Linked DNA regions of Homo sapiens: all the other regions are linked to region 1. The links are chromatin loops, found by intact Hi-C in ENCODE. Cell type or tissue: heart left ventricle. All regions are shown on one strand.

What was found. A loop is a pair of places that touch in the nucleus more often than their neighbours do. Peaks named below come from ENCODE experiments on the same cell type or tissue, not always from the same donor. Only the 100,000 strongest peaks of a DNase experiment are listed, where the experiment ranks them.
Region 2: a loop joins it to region 1, with 29 times the contacts of the local background. A loop is called at or near these places in 2 of 110 quality-filtered maps.
Region 3: a loop joins it to region 1, with 4 times the contacts of the local background. A loop is called at or near these places in 4 of 110 quality-filtered maps.

The regions. Positions count from the first base shown.
Region 1 is chr1:232,314,958-232,322,957 of GRCh38, forward strand. No RefSeq gene overlaps it. Among named protein-coding and RNA genes, the nearest start is that of SIPA1L2, 310 kb to the right of the region's middle. In heart left ventricle, no CTCF peak of the experiment used is centred here; a DNase peak (open chromatin) is centred at 4,444; H3K27ac peaks cover 2,525 bases.
Region 2 is chr1:231,843,229-231,851,228 of GRCh38, forward strand. All of the region lies in intron 9 of DISC1 (DISC1 scaffold protein), which reads left to right. All of the region lies in intron 12 of TSNAX-DISC1 (TSNAX-DISC1 readthrough (NMD candidate)), which reads left to right. LOC105373170 (a long non-coding RNA gene) reads right to left here and starts at 4,475. Exons shown (of 4, transcript XR_949268.4): 1 at 4,291-4,475. In heart left ventricle, no CTCF peak of the experiment used is centred here; no DNase peak of the experiment used is centred here; H3K4me3 peaks cover 4,870 bases; H3K27ac peaks cover 5,387 bases.
Region 3 is chr1:231,925,582-231,933,581 of GRCh38, forward strand. All of the region lies in intron 9 of DISC1 (DISC1 scaffold protein), which reads left to right. The region is part of intron 12 of TSNAX-DISC1 (TSNAX-DISC1 readthrough (NMD candidate)); the gene reads left to right. It overlaps DISC1-IT1 (DISC1 intronic transcript 1), which reads left to right and starts at 253. Exons shown (of 4, transcript NR_126441.1): 1 at 253-369. In heart left ventricle, a CTCF peak has its summit at 6,462 (motif pointing left); a DNase peak (open chromatin) is centred at 3,948; H3K4me3 peaks cover 367 bases; H3K27ac peaks cover 3,436 bases.

The DNA.
Region 1 (8,000 bases):
ATCAGCGCATTGGCTCATCATGTGGGCTCAGAACCTTAAAAAGACCCTGAGGGACTTTATGTCCCAAATAGAGTATGTGAGATGGAATTACAAACTACTGAGAGGCTAATTTATTCACAAATAAAGAAATGTGCTATTTCGCATACACCTGGATTTGTGGAGTGAGAGTCACCTTTGCCATGTCCACTATGTACAAGGCAATGTGTTAATGTTTTCAGTTCACTATCTTATTGAATCTTCCCAGCAGTACTGTAAATTCTGTTCTATAATTATTCTGACTCCATAGATAAGGAAACTGAAGAGCAGAAAAATCAAGTAAGTTTTTATGGGCTCAAACTAAAACATGGGAGAGCATGAAGTTGAACCCAGATAAGCTAATGTCAGATCCCTGTTTCTCAACCACCATGCCATTCTGGTCCTGATGATTTAAAGCCTTTATCCAAATAATGCAGGCAAAATAAGAGGAAATAATAACCAAAATTCATATGTGCACACACACACACACACACGAACACACACAAAACTTCAGTAATTGTACTATCCTCTTTTTTTCTGGAATTTGGTGGGATGTTTCTGTACCTCCTAGGAAATGGCCCAGTCCACCGTTTGTCTTGACCTGGCCTAGAAAGAGGTAACCAGGGAAATGACAACAATAATAATGGCAGACTTGCAGGTAAAAGAAGGTGTAACAATCCCAGCACTTTGGGAGGCCGAGGCGGGAGGATCATGAGATCAGGAGATCGAGACCATCCTGGCTAACACAGTGAAAGACCATCTCTACTAAAACTACAAAAATTAGCCGAGCATTATGGCACGTGCCTGTAGTCCCAGCTACTCAGGAGGCTGAGGCAGGAGAATCACTTGAATCCAGGAGTTGGAGGTTGCAGTGAGCTGAGATTGCACCACTGCACTACAGCCTGGACAACAGAGTGAGACTCCGACTCAGAAAAAAAAAAAAAAAAAAGAAGGTCTAACAAGGAAAACAATGAGAAATGATCATTCATTTCCTCTGCTAATACTTAGGAATAGGTTAATGGCAGTCAGTTGGAATCTCTTTTAGTGAATAAGAAAATAATGGAAAGGAGTAAAGGAAAAGAGTGCAGGATAAAAAAGAATAATGAAGGCCGGGCCTGGTGGCTCACGCCTGTGATCCTAGCAGTTTGGGAGGCCAAGGTGGGTGGATTGCCTGAGCTCAGGAGTTCCAGACCAGCCTGGGCAACACAGTGAAACCCTGTCTCTACTAAAATACAAAAAATTAGCCAGGCATGGTGGTGTGTGCCTGTAGTCCTAGCTACTCGGGAGGCTGAGGCAGGAGAATTGTTGAACCTGGGAGGGGAGGTTGCAGTGAGCTATAATTGCGCCACTGCACTCCAGTCCAGCCTGGATGACAGAGCAAGACTCTGTCTCTAAAACAAAAAAAGAAGAAGAAGAATAATGAGAATAAAGGTAGAGCAGAAAGGGTGAAAAAGAATTGGTGGAGAAGATAAAGCCCAGAGGGTGAACAAAAAGCAAAGGGCAGACTGCAAGGATCGGACTATGCTTCCCAGCCATCTAGCCCTAGGAAATCCTATTAGACAGCAAAAAATGAGATTATTGTATTTTTACTTTGCCACAGTATGCAAATGACTCCATTTAGCTGTTAAACATGTTGTTATTGAATTCTGAGAAATTCCCTTCATAAGATGTAATATTTTTGTGACAATATTGTCAGCAATGCCAGATTGCTTTTCTATTTTGGTTAAGCTTTTATCTGAGTCTAGTATATGTCATCTACTCCCAGATTCCAAATAATTGCTTTTATGCAATTTTTGTGTAAGCAAGAAATAATAACATGCTTAGAAATGTGAGAAATGTGTTAACCTTCCCATTATTTTTCAGGGCCCAGGAGAATTAGAGGGTGGGCCACAATAGGGAATGTAATTATTTCTCATGATGAATTTTTATGTATGTTAATATCCTTGAGAGCCCACATATCTGTTATTAACCACATTCATTTGTTTTGTTCCAGTCTTTGTGTCCCATGTTTTTAGTCCTACTTTTAGAGGCTTTTTGCATAACTGACAAAGACTTTTAAAACCTGTAAACAAAGGATTGTGAAATCACATTTTCTATCTCTGACACATTTATTCTTTCTTGGTGGCATCACTGTAATTCTGACTATAATTTAAAAAGAAACTGGACCCTCAAGACATCTTTGCAATCCCTGACACTATCATGACAATGCTTGTGGTTTCTGTAAATTTTTATTGATTTAGATGACTTTTCTGATAGAGAAAACTTCTCACCCATCCAGGATCAATCAGTGAGAAATAAAGAGGGAAGCAAATATGATAAATGTTTTGCATGATTCATTAGTCACAAAGCACATCTGCCCAGATCAGAACCATTTCACAGTCTGCTATATCTAGCTACTGAGTCCTGGACAATGACTACTGGGTTAGAAACAATAGTGACTTTCTTAAGAATAAGAAAGTCTAGTCATCTAATCAGCAACAACAGTAGTGTGATGGTTAATTTTATGTGTCAACTTGGCTAGCCCTAGTTGGTACCTGGTCAATCATTATCTGGTGGTATCTGGTCAATCATTATCTATGTGTTACTGTGAAGGTATTTTTTAGATGTGATTAACACTAAATCAGTAGACTTTGAGTAAAGCAGTTACCCTCCATAATGTGGATGGACCTAATCCAATCAGTTGAAGGTCTTAATGGAAAAAAGACTCACTTCCCCCCAGGAATTTTGCCAGCCTTTGGACTGGAACTGCAACATCAACTCTTCCCTAGGTCTCCGGCCTTCAGATCTACCCTGAAGATTTTGGACTTGCCGGCCTCCACAATCTCTGTCAATCATTCTCTCTTTCTCTCTTTCTATGAGTGTGTGTGTGTTTATGTGTATTTAAAAATCAAAATAATATAGAAATATGCACACATACATCCTATTGATTCTGCTTCTCTGATGAACTCTGTGATTGCTATAGGTAGGTAGCTAGGACCTACTTCCCAATTATTAACCTTCAATTGGCCAGGCTTTTTCTACCCTAGCTGGCTCATTGCTGGTAGCAAGGTTTAGCCAGACAACCAAAGAGTAGATGGAGAAACCACATTCTAACACCATTTTCCTGATTAACAGAGATTAACAGGTTCTTTACTTTCACATCAATAGAGATGCCTAGGTAAATGAAGATCTCCAAGGAGTCACTTAAGATAACTCTTGTTATAAGTAAGACCACTCTGGAACACCCCACAAGCATCCATTTTAAAGATTTTCAGCAGAACGGATGACCTCAAATCAGACAGAAACATTGAGGCAAATAAGGACCGACAAAGGCCTCTAGATTGATATAAACTAAGTCATTGGAGGATGTATCAGTTAGTTTTTGCTGTGTAACAAACCACCCCAAAATGTAGGAACTTAAGTTTTTTATTATTATTCCCAAGTCTATGGGTTCACTGGGCAGTTTTGCAGTCAGCCATTGGGTTGGCTGGGTGCTCTTGGTCTGAGATTGGTTACCAAATGTCTAGTAGTTGATGCTGGCTGCCCATTGCTCTCCAGGGTGCCTGGGCCACAAGTCTCTCACCATCCAAACACCAAGGGCTTTGTAAAGGTTTTGCTTTCTTTCAGCCAAAGTATTCAATGTTTGCATGCAAGGGAAAAAATATCACCTAAATCCCAAGCACACACATTGTTTTATGCCAGCTGATCTGATGGAGAGGGAGCAAAGGTCTCTTCTGTTTCCTTAGGCCATGGATTTAAAATAAATCAGGCAATACAGAATGCTCCTTTGTACTTGGTAAATTATTTATAATGGCAATTGACTAGAAAATATAGCCACAGACTTGGAAATAATAATTTTAAAAAGAGTTTATGTGACTCTATTAGGGAAATGGTGTGCTAATCCAGGTTTTGTTATCATTTCAGCCTGATGGCAGATTGTCCATGAAATCTTTCTAGATTCATGGAGGGAGAAGCTTTGAGGAAATGAATTCAGGAATCTAACGCAAAGAAAAGAAAGCGGCATAAACTTTCCCCCACCCCAGACCTGACATGAAACCCTAGGCGATCCCTCCTTCTCAAATGTTCATACCATGTGCCCTGAGTTATTTACCTAACAATGGTCATTCTTCTAATAACAGATCCTGGGATTCCTGAAACCATGCTTTCTCTCAGTGCTGTTGTCTCTGGGCACATACGCTGTTGAGATGGCGACATCACACACCCTTGAAATAGCAGTTGCACAAAGCAAACGTTTGCCCCAAGCATGTCAGACTTTTGACAGGCTGCAACATGATAAGTTACCAGACGTGTTCCCACAGGAGCCTGCGTGAATTGATTGCAACCAGACTCACCCGATGACAAGTGACAGACAGCGGATAATGCAGGGAGGTCAGGTGGGCTGCCAGGCCCAGGGCCAATTGCTCCCTGGAGCCCATCAACAAGGGACAGGACTCGGCAGGACCAGGCCGGCAGCCATCCTGGTTGGCTTCCAGCGGGTACAAGGAGAAATTGCAGCTGGCAGAAGCGCAGACTCCTGGTGCCACTCCAACACAGTGAGGGTAGAGGAAGGTGAGAGGAGGGTGTTACTCTTTAAAAGAACTCAGATTGCATATGAAATGCATCTCTTTCTTCTTGCTTTTGATCCCAAAATGAAAAGAGCTTAATCTCCTATCTGAAAAGAAGCTTTTCCTATGCTCTGCTGACACGAACAAACCATCAATCATTGCCTGGATTTCCTGAACCTCTCAGTACAGAGGCTTCCAGGCCAAGAAGGGTTGAGAAAGGCCTCCTTCCAGCTGAGGACAGTGAAGTGTGGTAGGAAGCAGGAGTCTCCCAGAAAGGGCATACCCTGTCTGATCCCTCCCTCTGACAACCTGCTCCACAAAATGATGTGGGGAGAGAGGGGTCATGGCTCAGACTCTGGGAAAACAGTGGCTTAGAAATTGATAAGTATTCAGACTGGACTTGGTTCCGAAACTGATTAAGCCAAACATCCTTTTCCCAGCTCTTCTGACTTCTCACTGCTGTTTCAAAGACCGCTCTTGGCACAGCAATGGGCAATTTCTCTCTTGTAAAACAGACCATAAAAAATGAAAGCACCAGATTTAAGGGGCACACAAACATGCACACACACACACACAAACACACACACATGCACACATATAAATACACACACATGCACGCATAAATACATACACATGCATGCATACAAATACACACAAAACCACAGCTAAAATCCTTTGTAATCCCAACCCAGCTATTTAAGTCATTCAGAACCTGGCTTGGAAAAGAGAGAGAGAGAGAGAGAGAGAGAGAGAGAGAGAGAGAGATGATAAAGTAGAAAGGTCTGAATAGGTTGAGTTACTCAGCATTCTGAATTTCAAAGCAACCTCTTACTTCCCAGGCTCCTGTCAATGTGCTGACACCGTGTATAATTTCAGACCTAAAACAGAGCTCTGTTCTTCTTTATCAGACTTTGGCCCTAAAGGCAATTTTGTCACCTCCCAGTACCATAATAAATTTAATGGGTTGTTGAATTACCTTCATGTGCCTGGGGCTTTGGCAGCATAGCTGTCTATAGCTGTCTTTTTATAACTTTTTATAAGGATAAAGTGCTGACTCTTTGTCCTTAGACAAACTTCAGATTCCATTGTGATTGACTGGTGGAATCAATGAGACATGAGATCAGGGAGTGGTTCTTGGGGTTCTTTTCCCTCTGAGAAAGCCATCTGACAGAAATAATCTTTGAGCCCCTAAAAGGTCAAGTTCCTATCGGACTCCTAATCTGGTCGACCCCTTGGGCTTGGCAGCAGAGTATGTAAGCAATGGCTGTGGCCAAGGTCTGAGCAGAATTGTGTTCCAGGTGGACAGTTCCTCCTTCCCCACCATGGTCTTCTGTCTCCACTTTCCAGTTGGGATGGGAGTAGCTTTAGCTTCTAGATCTGGAAGTTCATGTCGCCACCTTCTCTGGGCCACACCCTACCTGCTGGCTGCCACACCCATGTGCATGTGCCCCCTCCTCCAGCCCCAGAACCCCAACCCTCACCTGTACCCCAAAACCCCATGCTCGTGGAGACCTCAGTTTTAGATGAGTGGGGCTGGCTTAATCAAGCTGTTGGAAAAATCCAAAGAGAAGGACTAGTGAAGTCTTTCTCAGCCAAAGGTTGATTTTGAAGGAATCAATACAATCATCAATATTTTCACAAGGCCACTTTATCCTCCTTTTGGGGATTCCTCCAGAATGATTGTTGTTATTCATCTGTGTAAAAAGCTTTTTTTATTCACAAGTTCTTTGCATTCAACATACACTAAATTCTTTTATTATTCAGAAGGGTCAGGAGATGGAGTCAAATATGCTGCTTTAATGGCTCTCAAACTCTGATGTCTATAAGAATCACCTGGGGAGCTTGACTCTAATTGAGATTGCTGTGCCGTGACCTTAAAAGTTCTTATTCAGAAGGTCTGAAATTGGAATCGAGAATCTGCTGTTTTATAAGCTTGCCAGGAGATTCTGAGGTTGGTGGTCTAAGTAGCATGGCTTTTGTTAATAGTTTACCATTTGCAGCTAGTCTATTTTGACAGAATTATAATGCTTTCAAAATGGTCAAGGAAACCTAATAGAAGTACAGCTGACACATGAATAACACAGGTTTGAATGGCACGGGTCCACTTCTACGTGGGTTTTCTTCTGCCTCTGCTGCCCTTGAAACAGCAAGACAGACCCCTCCTCTTCCACCTCCTCCTCCTCAGCCTACTCAACATGGAGACAATGAGGACAAAGACCTTTATGATGATCCACTTCCACTTAATGAATAGGAAATACATTTTCTCTTCTTTATGATTTTCTTAATAGCATTTTCCTTTTTTGCATCATATAATATATACAACATACAAAATAGGAATAGGAAATACATTTTCCTTCTTTATGATTTTCTTAACCGGATTTTCCTTTTTCACAGTATATAATATATACAACATACAAAATATGTGTTAATTGACTCTTGACTATGTTATCAGTAAGGCTTCCAGTCAACAGAAGGTTATTAGTAGTTAAGTTTTTGGGGAGTAAAAAGTTATATGTAAATTTTTGACTGTGTGAGAAGTTGGCGCCTCTAAGCCCCGCATTGCTCAAGGTTCAACTATATAATTTTAAATGGCTTCGAGTCTGACGATCTGAGAATTCTGTTCTATATGCTTCTTCTGAAAGCTTTAGGATTTCTGCAGTGTGAAGTACCAAGTGATGGTCTCCTGTGGACCTTCGTGTGCCACAGCACCACCACATACGTGATGTTCATATGGAAGACCCTGTGAGCAGCTGGTTGGTGGGAGGCCCTAGTGGCTGGCTCGACACAACCCGGGTCATTGTGCCAATAGCAGAACTCATACCTCATCTTGCATGGCCACTCAGCCACACCTGTCCCAGAGACTCCACCCTTCACCTGCACTTGTCCTTGCAGACAGTCCTTGAGTCACAAAGAAAGCACTGGAAGAATCAGATAAGAAAATTATGGAATGATTGTTTGCAGAATCTGTGTTGACTTAGAGCAAGTTGCAAATGGGAGACATAAGGAGCAGAAGCAGGCAGGCCATGCTGAGAACAGAGAAAGCCAGGGCTTGTTTGATCTCCTTGGTTCACTGCTTGCCTGATATCCTGTAAATAAATGGGAATTTGCATTAAAACATCACCTGGCAGTGTTCCTTTTCAGCAAACACTGTGTTAAGGATCTGTGCTCACCTGAGAACTAACGCAGAATGGTCATGTTGTAACTTTCAGTCACCTCTGTGAAAAACCTGGCCACATTCAGAAGAGAAAGCATACATACATTTCCACTCACATGATAGGCCTGTTTATGGTCTGTATGTATTGAAAGAGTAAGAACAATAAATACCTAAGGCAGAATTTCATATCCTGACTCCACAGCAAATCCCAAAAGTGACTAGGGACCATCAGTAGGCCAACATGACCAGCAGGACCTAACCTTAACACTGAGGATGTGGAAGGTCGT
Region 2 (8,000 bases), 470 kb before region 1:
CAAGCATGAGAGGTGATAGAGAAAAGCTTCCTTATGGGGACCGCAAGAAGTTTAGTGGGGCTGCGTTGTTCAGTGGGGTGGAGGAGTGGGGAGAGCTTCAGCTCCAGAATTAGGCAGGGGCCAGGTGGGCTTGTGTACCACTTAAGGAGCTTGGAAATGGTCCTAAGAGCAATAGGAGGCACTTGGACAGATTTAAGCAGGGAGTGATCTGATAAGATTTGCATTGGGGGGATGAAAAAAAGGCCACACTGGGTCCAGCTGCAGAATGGAGAGAGAATCCACTCCACACTGGGCACGAGGGCCATCCCCCTGCAGGGAGGCCAGTGGCAGGAGAGAGGAAGGTGACAGGAGAGCAGCTGTGAGAACGAAGAGGAGGGGATACGTTACAAAGTTGTTCAGCAGTGAGAACCAACAGGACTTGAGAGTGGATGCTTAGAGGCAGGAGGTGCAGGTGGTCATGAGGGAGGAGATAAGATAGAAGCTTAGCTTTCTGGCCTGGACCACCGGTGGGGGGTATTCATTAGAATCAAGGCCATAAGAACAGCAGATTTGGAAGAGATTGTATGTCTCCTTTGAGCCAGTTGAGTTTGCAGTTTCTGAGTGACATCCAGGTGGAGATGTTCAGTGGAGAGCTGGTTGCAAAGCTGAGGAAGGAGAGCTGACTGACGGCAGGGCTTTGGCTGTTCTCAGCATATGGATTATAATTAGAGCCGTGCAGATAGATGAGAGTGCATGGGAAAAGCCAGTGCAGAGACAAGATGGTGCAAAGGAGTATCCTAAAGAACATTAATCTTTAGGGGACAGGCAGAGGACAAGGAGCCACAAAGAAGCATGAGAGACTGTGGTCAGGGATGAGGGAGGACCGGCAGGAGTGTGTGAGGAGCACGGATTGTTTTTGTTTGTGGGGTTCCCCTGCCTTTAGGGACACACTAACTCTTTGGATATCAACTGGTTGTCCCGGAATTCCATTTAGCTCTGTTTGACTTGTGTGCAGAGCCCATGGTTTTCACAGCCCCTCTTCCTTTCAGATTTGATAATTTGCTAGAGTGGCTCACAGAACTCAGGAAAACACTTTACTTATGTGTACAGGTTTATTGTAGAGGATACAACTCAGGAACAGCCACATGGAAGAGATGCATAGGACAAGGTATGGGGGTGGCGCAGAGCTTCCATGCCCCCTCCAGGTGCGCCACCTCCCAGCACTGCCATGGCCTCACCAGTCCAGAAGCTCTCTGAACCCTGTGGTTTAGGGTTTTCATGGAGCTTGGTTTTATACATTTTAGGGAGACATGAGACATCAATCAAATACATTTAAGAAATACATTGGTTTGGTCCAGAAAGGCAGGACAACTTGAAGCAAGTTGGGCGGGCAGGGAGGCTTCCAGGTTATAGGAAGGTTTAAAAATTTTCTGATTGGCAATTGGTCAAAAGAGTTATTATCAATACCCAGCATTTTGGGAGGCCGACGGGGGTGGATCACGAGGTCAGGAGATCAAGACCATCCTGGCTAACACGTGAAACCCCGTCTCTACTAAAAATACAAAAAAAATTAGCCGGACATTGTGGTGGGCGCCTGTAGTCCCAGCTACTCGGGAGGCTGAGGCAGGAGAATGGCATGAACCTGGGAGGCGGAGCTTGCAGTGAGCTGAAACTGTGCCATTGCACTCCAGCCTGGGCGACAGAGCAAGACTCTGACTCAAAAAAAAAAAAAAAAGAAAAAAAAGAAAAAGAAGAGTTATTATCAATAAGAAGGAATGTCTGGGTTTCGATAAGGGGTTGTGCAGACCAAAGTTTTCTCATGCAGCTGAAGCCTCCAGGTGGCAGGCTTCAGAGAGACTAGATTGTAAATATTTATTATCAGATGTAAGGTCTGTGTTGATGTTAATACCGGAGGTTATATTGAGGCATGTTCAACCCTACTTCCCGTCATAGCCTGAGCCAGTCTTTCTGGTTAAATTTTAGAGTTCTCTGGCCTGGCAGGAAGTCCATTTACATGGTTGAGGAACTTAGAATTTTGTTTTTGGTTTACAAAGAGAAAGCAGAGAAGGGTGATGAATGACTGAGCCACATCCTGGTGCCAGCTCTGGACCGGGTTTGGCTGTGGTCTCCACAAACATTTTTGAATGAATACATGAGTGAGCAAGTGAGTGAGTGAATGGGAGGAAGGCCGGCGGGGGGAGGTTTGAGGAGAGTGGGGAAAGGTCTGCTGTGGTGCCTTGAAGGTGGGGAGACCTGGCACGGGGAACACAGAATTGCCAGGTGGATTTGGTGCCCATTTGGAAGGTGGCCCAGTGACTTCTGGGGACAGTGTCCCTGAGATCATGCATTTTCCCCAGCTGTGCTCAGCAGCCTGCTTCAGGGAGAGGGAATGGCAACAGCGAGCACGCCAGGCTGGGGGTTTCCAGGCAGGTAGAGGAGAAAGGCAACTGGGTTCGGGAGCCGAACGGAGTGGCAGGAAGGTGAGTGAAGTGATGGATGGCTATGTCTACACTGGAGGCTGGTAAAGGAGGGAAAGTGATAGGTTGAGGGGTGGGTGGCTGGATGTGGTCGTGGAACAGGGGCAGAAATAACTAGGGTGTGGGAAAAGTAGTGGCAAGGTGGCTGGGAGCTTGGTGGCTCAGTTTGGGTGCAGATGAAGCCAAGGTGAAGTGAGGTGGGATGGTGAGACCAAGGACCCAGAAGCCCAGGTGTCGGCCTGGTGATGCAAGGATGGCGGCAGGGCTCGGGGTGGGGAGGAGGTGGAGGTCCAGGATCAAGGCCCCCAGAGAAGGGGGATGTCCCAGATGAGAGCAATGAGAAGGACAGCTTGGGGTGAAGCTGAATGCCCTGAGCCTTCAAGCAGCAACAGATTATACCTGAAGGTAGAGCCACGTTAGGGACGTGGGAGGACACTGACTGCTTGGGTAGGGGTGGGGAGTGAGCATCCACACTCGAGTGGCTGCAGATGCCATGAGACCCTCCAGGGATGACCAGGTCACTGTTAGGGCAGAGAGGAGGAGGCAGCTTTCAGAAGGAGCTGGGCATGCAGAGCTTGCTAACCAGTGATGGAGGATCCAGGCAGTAGGGCAAAGCCCATGGAGGGGCCCACAGGACGGGACAACTGCGAAGACACTGTCTGCCTTGGAATGCGGGCAGCATCTTCATAGCCATCCAGGGATTTGGACCCTGGCCTTCCTAAGTGAGAGCTATACTTTTTCTATAATTTCTGCCACTACATAACTGCCAAAGTTAAAGGTGGAAAAAGAGTCTCTGTCCTAGCTTTTCAGCGACCTTTTCAAAAGGAACAGAAAATCGTCGCATTCTCTTGCTTCTACAATGCCAGTGATTGTCTGATGCATCCTGGGTTTGACAAAGGCAGGTAGACACTCACGGTGCAGGGACACGCCAGTTCCAAATCGCATCTTTACTTTTTAAATGTTGAAAAACAAAAAAGACAGTGCATCTTAGAATTTAAGGCAACATAGTAACTAAAGTGGCGGAGGCTTTTAACTGAAACCAGAAGAAACAGCATGAGTTTTGTTGTTTTATGTTTCTTAGCTGAAAGAAACTCAGGCAGGATAACGTGATAAGGAAACTCAGGTATTTGCCTGTGATTAGTTCAGGAACTGTTGAAAAAAGACTCTGGGATTGGGCAGAACTAGAGTTTAGATCACTAGCTTGAAGGACTTTTAAGTCCAGTTTAAGATTTGGAGAGAGTTATAAAGGCTAAGCCAGCATTTATAAGAACATGTACCAATTAGAGAAGTACAGGAGAATTTGCTGTTTTCTCTGTTATTATAAAGATCATTGTTCTTAAATTTACATTAGTTTGCTAGGCCTACTGCCACAGAAAACCACAGACTGAGTGGCTTGGACAACAGATGTTTATTTTCTCCCAACTCTGAAGGCTGGAAGTTCGAGATCAAGGTGTCAGCACAAATGGTCTCTCCCTAAGCCTCTCTGCTTGGCTTGCGGATGGCTGTCTTCTCCCTGCGTCCTCCCTCACATGGCCTTCCCTTTGTGTGTGTCTGTGTCCTCATCTCCTCTCCTCATAGGGATGCCGATCAGACTGGTTTAGGGCTCAACCTCTTGACCTCGTTTCAATGTTATCACCTCTCTAAAGACCGTGTCTCCAAAAAGTCACATTCTGAAGTACCAGGGATTAGGGATTCAACATATAAGTTTTGGGGGAGGACACAGTTCAGTCCATAGCAGCCTATTCCATACCTCATTTTATAAGAAGAGAATTTAAAATCAGATCCTTGCCTAGCACTCTTCTGGTCACACACAGAAAATAATCCAGAAAGTTACCTTGGCTGCTCAGCCTCATGTGGCTGGACCCTCTGTTGCTGTAAGACCTCACCGGACCCTTCTCCGTCCTCGCTCCTTCACATGCTGGAACCTTCCTTACATGTCTAGATGCACCGAGCTTGTTCACACCTTCAGGGTTTGTTCCCTCATCCTAAAATGGTTTCTCCTTAGTTTTATATGGCTCTACCCTTGTGCCGTTTTGGCCTCAAGTTAAATCCTGTTCCTCCAAGAAGCCTCCCTGACCATCCAATGGAAAGCAGCCACCCAGCAATGCCAGATCTCATTACCCTGTCTCAGTGCTCAGTGTGGTACTTATTGCTGGCTGATAGGGCCTCATTTATCTTGTCACCAATGTCCCCAGCACTGAAGCAATCCCCAGCAGATAGTGTCACTCAAATATTTGCCAAGTGAATGAATAAAACCAGAAGAGTTAGGAAGAAATGAAGAGAGCTGCTGGGAAGAATCTGGATGTTCCTGAAGTCCAAGACTTTATTTTTTTAGGTGGGATTCATCAAAAGGAGGCAGTTTGCCTGAGGTCCCTTCCCTGGGCAAAGAGAGAAACAGGGCTGGTCTGACTCCAGGCCTGTCTGTGACTTTGATTGTTTTAACAAGCAGATGGTATTTTTGTACACAGTGACTTGGAGAACTTGGAGACGCGTATCAATGCCGCCTTTCTTCCCTGTCCCTTGCATAACAGGTTTGGTGTCTTGGATCAAGTTTGGGGCAGCATCAAACTGCGCCACTAGACTGCATCCCATGATGCAGGGATTATACTGTATTCATACCCTGCAGTGTTTGCACATAGAAGCCTTACTATAAATGTTTGCTGAGTGAAAAACAGTGAATAAATGAGCGAATATTTAAATGACAAGAACTGACAGTCTTTTGAAGTTCCTCTAGGGTGGTGCTTCTCAAACTTCAACATCCATCTGAACCATCTGGAAAGCTAGTTAAAATGCCAGGTGTGATTCAGGAGGTCCTGGGTAGCCTGAGAATCTGCATTTCTAATGAGTTTCCAGGTGATGGTATTGCTGCTGTTCTCACCTCTCCTTTGTGTAGCAAGGCTCTAGGATGTGTCCAGGATGGTCTATCTACTTGGTCAAAGATAATCTTGTGAGTTGACTAGTCATCAAAAGACCCCGATCACTTCTCAGTTTGTCCAAAAAATAACACATGCAACTTTCAGCCAGTTACTTAACCTCAGTGATCTTCAGTTTTTGTGCATAGGTGAATTGGAGATGGGTGTTAATGCCCCCTTTCTTCCCTGTCCCTTGCATATTATGCCTGATGTCTTGGATCAAGTTTTGGGCAGTATCAAACTATGCCATTAGATCATATCCCATGATGCAGGGATTACATTATATTCATACTCTGCAGTGTCTTGCACATAGAGGCCTTACTGTAAATGTTTGCAGTGAAACAACGAATAAATGAGTGAATATTTAAAAGACAAGAACTGACAGTCTTTTGAAGTTCACTTTGGAGGAACCTAGTCCAATTATCAGGAGATATTATTTGTTGAACACTTTGTACCTGCTGAGCTTCTTGATATGTGTTACGTTTACTTATCACAACAATCCTGCAAGGTGGAATTATTATCCTCATTTTTTTTTTTTTTTGAGACAGAATTTTGCTCTTGTTGCCTAGGCTGGAGTGCAATGGCCTGATCTCGGCTCACTGCAACCTCTGCCTCCCAGGTTCAAGTGATTCTCCTGCCTTGGACTCCCGAGTAGCTGGGATCATAGGGATGCGCCACCACGCTCGGCTAATTGTGTATTTTTAGTAGAGACGGGGTTTCTCCCTGTTGGTCAGGCTGGTCTTGAACTCCCTACCTCAGGTGATCCATCCACCTCGGCCTCCCAAAGTGCTGGGATTACAGGCGTGAGCCACCGTGCCTGGCCTATCCTCATTTTACAGAAGAGGAAACTAGTGCTCAGAGAGGTTAGACAACATGCCCAAGGTCCCCAAGTCAATAACCAGGAGCCAATAGCAGGGCTCTGATGATGATGATGGTGGTGTGTGTGTGTGGTGTAGTGTATGTTTGTGTTTTCATGTGTATATGTGTGTGTATGTGTGCGTGTGTTTCCCTCATACCATTTTGCTTATCAAATGATCCTTTAGGTTCTTTCCAAGTGTATGATTTTAGGTCAAAGACAAAGCATGACACAGTTCACTGTGAATTGTGAGTTATTATACAAGCTCGTGAAAGAGTCGGATACCTTTTCTGATCCTCAATATAACCTTTGTCTTCTCACCACCATAACACGTTGGTTTCTCTTCAGGAACTGATTTTATATTCTCATGAGCACATATGCAGTTTCTCCTATAGACTGTAAGATTTTTAAGAGCAAGGACTGGGTCTTATTTTTCATTTTGTTCCCTAGTGTCTTCGATCCTTATTGCATTCAGTGGTTTGATTTGAACAGAACTTTGGAAGCATGAGACAGACTCTGTACATTAAAATGCTTCCATAGCACTCACCATGGTGTCCAAAGTGTCACTAAATCTCTGCTTGCTTGAGATTTCTCTATCTTAATTAATCTTGATTTGTGCTGTTTTTTTGTGAAAGAGTAAATGCCTGTGGGAGGGCTGGGCCCCACCTACGGAGAACTCTGGTAGTGTGCCAAGAGCAGGACTGCATAATTGGTGCATGTGACAAGGAACAGAGGAGGGTGGAGGGGTCCCTGGATGATGGGGGTGCCTTCCCCTTGGCTGTCTTTATTGTGTCCCCATTGGCATTACTGTTACTGATCACTAAATCAGGGAACAGACGGAGGCGTGAGGTAGGATCCTACGACAGACAGCCTTTAGTGAGTTACCAATGACGCCAGAGTTGACCATCAAGTAAATCTGTTGCCTTTTGAAAGACATGTCTGTCTGTACAATGCTAGGGCCTGAGTTGCTTAACCTTCTAGTAAACCATGAATTTCTCTCACATGTCCTTGGGGTGATGAAAATCTTCCCGAGTTGTGCGGAGCACAAAGTAGAACCTGACAGGGAATGTTCTGAAATAATTGTGTGGATGGTGACAGGTAAAAAAATACACTGTAGAGATATCGATCCTGTACGAATGCAACCTAAGTTGTTGCTCTGTTAAGAAATGTTTTTGGAGTTCTCTATACACTAAAAAAAGAAGAAAAAGAAAAAGAAGAAAAGTGGAAAAGAAGAGATTTCTCTTGTCTTGTATGAAGCAGCAAAATAATATTCTATCAGAATTGTTTTAAATATGGTAAAGTGGGGCACTTCTATTTAAAGGGTACGTCTTTGGTTCATTTTTTATTTTTAATTGCCCTGATATCTCTTGCTTTTGGGAAAGTCCGACGCTCTGGCTCTCTGCTATCTGTTCAACCAGCCTTCAGTAGAAGTGGGAACACAAATGGCTCATTGTTTTAATTTTGGATTTCCTTAGGCTGTTGCTGTCACCTAGTCATCTCAGACACTCTTACAGGGAAACCAGCACTGGCAGGGTGTGAAGGTCATAGCAAGGGCAGCAGTGCTTCCCAGGATCATGTGCCTGGAGAGGTCGGTATGCCCTGACTTCTAAAGGGGGCCTGCCTTCCACAGGACGAGCACTTACTGAGCGCTTCTCCTGCACTTACTGTACATTCTCATCCATATGTTAGTTGTTGTTACCATAAATGTCCTCACACATCTGTGGCATGTGGATGACAAGAGCTTCTGAGTATATTTTTTAACTGTGTTTTTCGAAG
Region 3 (8,000 bases), 390 kb before region 1:
GATAAGTCCAAATCCTAACCCCTGATACCTGTGAATGTGACCATTCTTGGATTATAAGATCTTTGCAGATTTATGGATCTTGAGATAAGATCATCCTTGATTTAGGATGGGCCCTGAAATCCAATGATTAGTATTTTTTATGAGAAAGGAGTGGGAGATATGAGACACAGACACACAGAGGGGAATGACATATGAAGATGGAGGCGGAGACAGTAGTGAGGCATCTCAAGCCAAGGCATGCTACGGGTTGCTGACAACCACCAGAAGCTGGGAGAGAGGCACGGAAAAGATTCTCCCTCAGAGCCTCAGAAGGAACCCACTGGACTAACACCTTGACTTTGGATTTCTGGCTGCTGGGACAATGACGGAGTAAGTTTCTGTAGTTTTAAGCCACCCAGTTTTCGATACTTTGTCATAGCAGCATTAGGCAACTAATTCCATATCTCACCCATAATAAACACTCAGTGCTAGCAATTGGCTGCCACTGTGGTGATTATCAGCATGGAACTATGTGTTCCTGAAGAGAATTAGTTATTCCATTTCTATGAATATTTTCAACCCAAGATTGTTGCTCTCAGTTAACGTACTGAAAATGAACTTGGTGAAAAAGTAAAAGCTCTTCTACATATCCCATTTGTGGATAGACTTAAGAGAACAGAAAGCTTATTATGGAATAAGCAAATTAATACCTTTGGGATCAATAGAGTGTCTACAGTTCAAAACCCTATCAAAAGTGGGTTTACGTAAAAAAAACTAGTGTGTTATCCATGTGTAATATTTTGTATAATATACAAAATTCTGGAAAGGAAGACTCACAATGCCAGATCAAGTATTGCAACGTCAGTTATGGCAGGAACAAAGGCTCTTCCCAGAAGCCTGTCTTCATTGTGCATTCTTTCACCAGAACAACTTGCTGTACTTAAGGCACAGGACATTTGGATCTAGAGATGTAGCTGTTGTGACTCACCATTTCTATAAACTTGGTGACTGGTCCCAGGCTGTCATATCTGTACCTGATCCACTACAGGGATGAATTGACATTTTCAGTGGCTACTTTGAGTCCAGATATTAATAGATCAGCCTGAAAGGGAGGATGAGGCAGTAATAGCACTTTTACAAGCAATAGAAGACAAGCTCAGGGAACAAAAGAGAAGGGAAGCTCCTTGAATTTAAAGGCAAGGGCAGAGATTTATTCCTCCACTAAATCTAAGGACTAAAAGCTTAGGTGGAGAGAGGGCTCAAATGTGAATTCACTTCTCATGCTCCCTTTGTGACCTCCTTTAAGGAAGGCCAGATTTGAGGAATGAGATTTTCCCAAGGGGAGGAAGCATTGTCTTCATCACTTCATGTATTTTTCTCAGAAGGCTATTGGCCTCCTGGAATTTTTACTTAGAATTCCAGATAGTCCAATGATGCTTTCTAGGTACCGTGGCTTTCACTGTGGTGAGAGTTTTGGCTGCAGTGCTTTTCTGTAACCCACTCACAAAGCCTTTGGGGATGGTGATAGTATAGGGATTGTCCTTCCAACTAGTTGCTCTCCAACTAGAAAGGCGAATCCCTTTTTCTTTGAGTCACAGAGGATGGAGAGGCTCAGCATTCTCATTCCCTGTTTGGGTTTCCACCCCTGTGGCCATGCAATTTCCATTTATAGCCATGTATTGGCTTACAAGCCTAACACCAATCCTGACCCAAAGCATGAGGCACTCTCACACATTTCTAGGTTAAGAACACTAAAAAGCAGGATCATCAGGTTATTTTTTGTTATTTGTAGATTTCTGCATAGCCTGATGCTTCAACTTCCCAAGACCTCATTTCTTCCCAGAGTAGCTGGAGTAGCTGGACCTTTATCATGTTCTGGTATCAAATTCTGCCTTGGTAATGTGTACAATGCTTCAAGAATTGCGGACTCCATATTACTCTCCTGTGTCATGTAGTTCTCTCTTTGTGAAAGCCATCCTTCCCTGAAACCCCTCATCCACCTGCCTACCTTGCCAACATTCCCTGCTCCTGGGTTGCCCTTCATTGTGTTCTATTTATGGGTAACCATGCTTTGCCAGGAACCATGCCAAGTACTTGGAATACGAAGGAAGTCATTGATGGAGAGGACACACAAGTAAGTAAAGGGCCCTGATAAAATGCGACGAGAGCTAGGCACGTGGATTTTTATGCAACAAAGGAGATAGGCAAGGAGCCCACGAACTAGTTTCCAAATGCTGGACCCCCTTGATCAGGACCTTTTCGGAGCAGGCTCAAGTGTCTCCCAACACCTATACCTGGCTGGACCCCTTGCCATTGTCTCACCACAAGTTGATGCTATAGTTCCAGAGGGCTGCCCCGCCAGGCCACTCTGTCTTTTGCAATTCCAGGGTGGGATGTGCATTGTCTACTTGGACCTAGGAACTCCCTTCAGCAGTTCTCCTGTGGACCTGTATCCAAGCCACCCTACAAAGTGAGCATGCACTCTGATTTAGGAAACTTTTCTTGAGAGATTTATTCTATAGTCTCCCTAACATCCCATTCTGGTGTTTATTCCATTAATTTAGAGCAAACACCCATTCAGTGAAGGGCCCTGAAAGGCATAGAAAAGGACAAAGTATCAGACTTGATTTCTGCTCTCAGCTATTAAAACTGGAGAGGCAAGGCACATAGAAAGATAGGGATGACATGATATTTAAACAAATGTTCTACACAGTGTTTCTCAATATAATGTTCTTGTCCTGTTGGGGGGCTTTTCAGTAAGCAGTGTCAGTGAAAGGGCAGTGACAGCAGGAGATGATTTTTGGTTATTTTCTGCATAGGCATCCTCAGTATGGAAGGCTGTGCCCACCTACGTTTGAAATGTGCAAGCTTGATTCTTCTCTCTTTTCTTCTTTATTAGTCTAGCTAGCGGTCTATCTATTTTGTTAATCTTTTCAAAAAACCAGCTCCTGGACTCATTGATTTTTTTGAAGGGTTTTTCGTGTCTCTTATCTCCTTCAGTTCTGCTCTGATCTTATTTACTTCTCGTCCTCTGCTAACTTTTGAATTTATTTGCTCTTGCTTCTCTAGTCCTTTTTATTTTGATGTTAGGGTGTCGATTTGAGATCTTTCCCACTTTGTCCTGTGGGCATTTAGTGCTATAAATTTCCTTCTAAACACTGCTTCAGCTGTGTCCCAGGGATTCTACAATGTTGTGACTTTGTTCTCATTGGTTTCAAAGAACTTATTTATTCCTGCCTTAATTTTGTTATTTACCCAGTAATCATACAGGACCAGGTTGTTCAGTTTCCATGTAGTTGTGCGGTTTTGAGTGAGTTTCTTAATCCTGAGTTCTAATTTGATTGCACTGTGGTCTGAGAGACAGTTTGTTATGATTTCCGTTCTTTTGCATTTGCTGAGGAGTGTTTTACTTCCAATTATGTGGTCAATTTTAGAATAAGTGCGATGTGGTGCTGAGAAGAATGTATATTCTGTGGATTTGGGGTGGAGAGTTCTGTAGATGTCTATTGCGTCTGCTTGGTCCAGAGCTGAGTTGAAGTCCTGAATATCCTTGTTAATTTTCTGTCTTGTTGATCTGTCTAATATTGACGGTGGGATGTTAAAATCTCCCACTATTGTTGTGTGGGAGCCTAAGTCTCTTTGTAGGTCTCTAAGAACTTGCTTTATGAATCTGGGTGCTCCTGTATTGGGTGCAGATATATTTAGGATAGTTAGCTCTTCATGGAGGCAACCTCAAGTAGCATTATTGTTCTTTTCATCCTTCCTCTCCTACTCACCTCCCCCACTCCTGACAAAATATGGAAATCCTGTCCCTGAGTAGTCTTGTTCACAATACACAATCTCACAGCCAAAGGAATGTATTTTTAACCCTGAGACGCCGAAAACGGCTTGAATCATTCATGCTGTCGTCTATTAGTCTGCCGCTGTGCTGTTATTTTTCCCAGGCTTAATGAGCCCTCATGGCACTGCGCTGCCTCAGAGCACGGCCGCAGCTTCAAGCACAGACAAGCCTGCTCTTTAAATATGCAAGTCATCAGCCTTTCTTGGAAAATGCTATGGGGAAGGTGCTCTGGACAAGCAAACAGATGATTTTTGCAGACTGTTCTGTAGTTAATTTGGGTCATGAAGCCCACTGTGGCTCAAGGAGTTTAGGGGACAGAAAAGGGGCTTTTGAAGGATTAACAACCAGATAGGAAGAAAGAAACAAATGAAGGGTAATCCTGGTTTTCTTTTGAGACTGACAAGAAAAAGTTGTTTGAAAGGAGGACACTCCACCATTGTTGTTGTTGAAGGAGAGCTGTACTTCTGATGTCCCCCAGGCTTTGTAGTAGTTAAGGGGTGAGGGATTGCAGGAGCTGCTCAAACCTGGCTGCTAATATGACACTAGGAGCCTGGGTGACACAGGGGCCATGGTGCCAGCTGCAGGTAGCGTGGGATTGACCCTGTTAGCCCTGGACATCAAGCCTGGAGTGAGAGATGGCCCGAAAACCCCTGGGACCTGATACAAGCAAGGGCTTTGGGATCAACCAGGCTCTCACTAACAGGCATCACTCAAAAAGAAAAGCATTTATTTAATAGAGAGTTTCAGAAAATGTTCCCCTTATTATTTTTCTTTGATTTTTGAATTGGAAGGCGCTTAGAGATCCTGTCCTTTAACCCTTGCGTTGTGCAGATGAGAGATGTGAGGTCAGGGAAGTTTAGTGGGCTCAGGGACGCACACGGAGTTCACAGGGTAGCCCGATGCAGTGGGAGGGTCGATGGGCTTCTGCCTCAGAGTTCTTTTCACCCTAACATTTCCTGTGCATTTGTTTACGTGTGCCAGGGATCGCTCTAAGTGCTTTGTACACATTAAACTTATCTAATCTTTACCCTAACTGTGAGAGGTGGCTGCCATCATTTTTATTTAATTTCACTTTGCATTAAATGATGTTGGCACAGTGATGTTAAGTCTGTTGCCCACAGTCTCCTGCCTGGAAGTGACAGTCAGGATTCAAGCCAGGCAGTGGGAGCCTCTGGAGCAGCCCTCCAAACCTCTACCCCATATGGCTCACATAGCCTCTAAAAAGGGTTTTGTGACTGATCTGAGATCCTAACCATTATCTATGACTTCATATTCCTGAGCAGGGGGCAGCTGGGGAAGCATTTCAAGATACTCAAGGACAAAGCACCCATCAACATAGATGGGTGCAAACTCAATGCTATCTAGTTCGCTGCAGCTGTTTGGCTAAAGGAAAACAGAATACCTGCAGAGCTGATGGCTTGGAGACTAGATGTACAAGATTACAAGCCAGATGCAAGTCTAGTTTCTGGGGTCCATCTGTGAGCAGAGGTGTGGGTGGAGGCCCAGAAGCCAGGCTACCATTTGGGATTGACTCTTAGCTCCTTACATGCACTTAAGCAGCCATTCATGACCTTTTCTGCAGCTCAACTGATACACTCAAGGCTGGGCATGTCCTTCTGTTCTAGTCATTCTGCTTTTGGTCCACTTCTATATGTTTGTTACCAAACTAGACATTGTCTTCAAGACCCACTCTGGCCAAGTCCTGGGGTCATGTTTAGTCCTGGAAGGACCTCCAGGAGATGGAGGTAGTTCTTAGTTGACCAGAGGGGAGCAGGACCACCTGTGCTTTAAGGTCATCCTGATTTCCTGGTGGTCGTTAATACGAAAGAAGCTACACCAGGCTTGACTTCTCTGAGTCAGTGGTGTTCAGAGCCCTTGACTCACCCTGGACCTGGGCTTGGCAGGAATTTCTCTAACCTTAGGTGGATGTATGGGTGAGTCTGCACAGCAACTTACTGTTCTGGTGCATTTGTGTTGGCATGCCCATGTACCGGGAGATGCCCTAGGGACTTACTTATGACATACTGACCTAGAGAGGGTTTGCGTATAAAATTTTAACTTGACTCACTGGTTCCTGGCAGGGTCAATAAATATTTGTGGACTCACTGAGTGAATGAGTGAGTGAATGAATGAACCAGTCTGCTAAGAAGTGTGAGCACAGAATATGTGTGCTGTTCTGACACATGATGACCCTATCATCCTTTGAGGACCTACCATATAGCTCAGTTTTGACACTGCTTGTGATTTTTTTTTTTTTTTGTCTTTGAGACAGGGTCTCACTCTATCACCCAGGCTGGAGTGGAGTGGCATAGTCATAACTCACTGCAGCCTTAAACTCTTTGACTCAAGTGGTCCTCCTGCCTCAGCTTCCTGAGTACTTGGGACCAGAGGCGTGTGCTACCATGCCAGATAATTAAAAAAAATTTTTTTTTTATAGACAAGGTCTCACTGTGTTGCCCAGGGTGGTCTTGAACTCCTGACCTCAAGCAATCCTCCTGTCTTGGCCTCTGAAAGTGCTGGTTTTACAAGTGTGAGCCACCAACCCCTGGTCCCACCTGTGATATTTTTCACCAGCTCATGGCCGTGGGGAGCCCGACTATTTGCATACGTGTTTTTTGCTCAGTACTGACACCTGGTGGCAGTGTCCCAAATTGCAAGCACAGTCTCTAGCATTAACTCAGTGTCAGGACTTTGGTGTGGCGGACCATAAGAATGGGAGCCTCTGGAGTTATGCAGAGAGAAGTAGCCCTACCAGGGAAGATGTAATCTTGCAAAATAACCTACCTAATGACAATGAGTCTCTTGTCTTTTCTTAGGGCTGCATAATCAGCACCACCTGATTTAGTGGTAAGAGGAAAGGTGCTAGTGGGAAATGCCATTATTTAAAAATACCTGGAGACTACTGATCTAGTTTAAGACCAATATTTGTCCCACATTTGATATTAGAACCAATAGAATGATAGAAGTAATAGCTATGGTACTATTAATAGCTCCTATTGAGGACCTGTGAACACACTGCTGGACCCTGTATATTTAGTATTTCTAATCCTCATGATAACCTAACACATAGGGATTATTATTTCCATTTTACAAATTAGGAAATGGAGCTTTGGTTTAGTAACATGCCTGAGTTCATGGTAGGGGCTGGATTTGAATCTCAATTTGCTTGACCTCAAAGGCTATGCTCTTTCACTCTGCTTCAAGGGTACTGTGTTACTCCAGGGGTGCCATTCACATTCTAGTCAGTGTACATGGCATTTCTGGGGTTGTGTGACTTGTAGCCATCCTCTTTCCATCATTCCCACTGCCTCTCCAGGAGCCAATCATTTATGTCTCTTCTAAGCTCAGTGGGTGACTGAGGCTGTGAAGACATTTAAAATTGAATAATGTATCCTGTAGTAGATGCATTGACTATTTCTCTAGAGTTGGCATCCTAAAATTCAAAATTTTTGGTCTGGCAGCCTGTGAAAAAAATCGTATTTTGCCTCTAATTCTCAACCCTGGAGAGCGCCAATTAGTTGTGAAGTTACTTTCAAACTGAAGCCCAATTTATACTCCTAATAAAAACATCCAATGTAATCATATGTGAAATGGAGGCTAATGGCCCTATACCACCCGAGCATCACCATAGTGATGGTGTTGAGGATAAAAATGATGACAATGACAACAGCAGCGATGATAATAGTTAACCATTGTCGAGTACCCATTATTTCCTTGACTCCTTATAGACACTCTGTGAGGGAAGTAATAGTATTGTCCCAATTTTCAGAGGAGGAAATGAGGTGTAGAGATGCTAGTTATCTTACCCAAGCTCAGTTGACTGTGCTGGTAAGTTGTGAAGTTAACCTAGGTTAGCCTGAGTTCACAGGCTATGCTAGATTAACTTCAGCTAGCCTTGCTTTTAACCACCTACACTGACAGCCTTTCAATTGTAAGAGGAGCTTTGGGTTTTTGCTTTGAAAGTAGAAACAAGTATCTAGTGATAATAATATGCCTAATAATTATCCTGCACAAAATAAATAATCCAGCCACTTATCACCACCTCTAAGGCACCTTCTCATCCTGTCGTTTTAAGGTTTTGTTCTTTTGGTTCTGTCCCCAGCCAGGTTTTCTTTTCCCTCCACATGCCTGGTGTGGTGTGAGTAAAGCATCTGCCATTTTGATTATGGCACACTTGCTA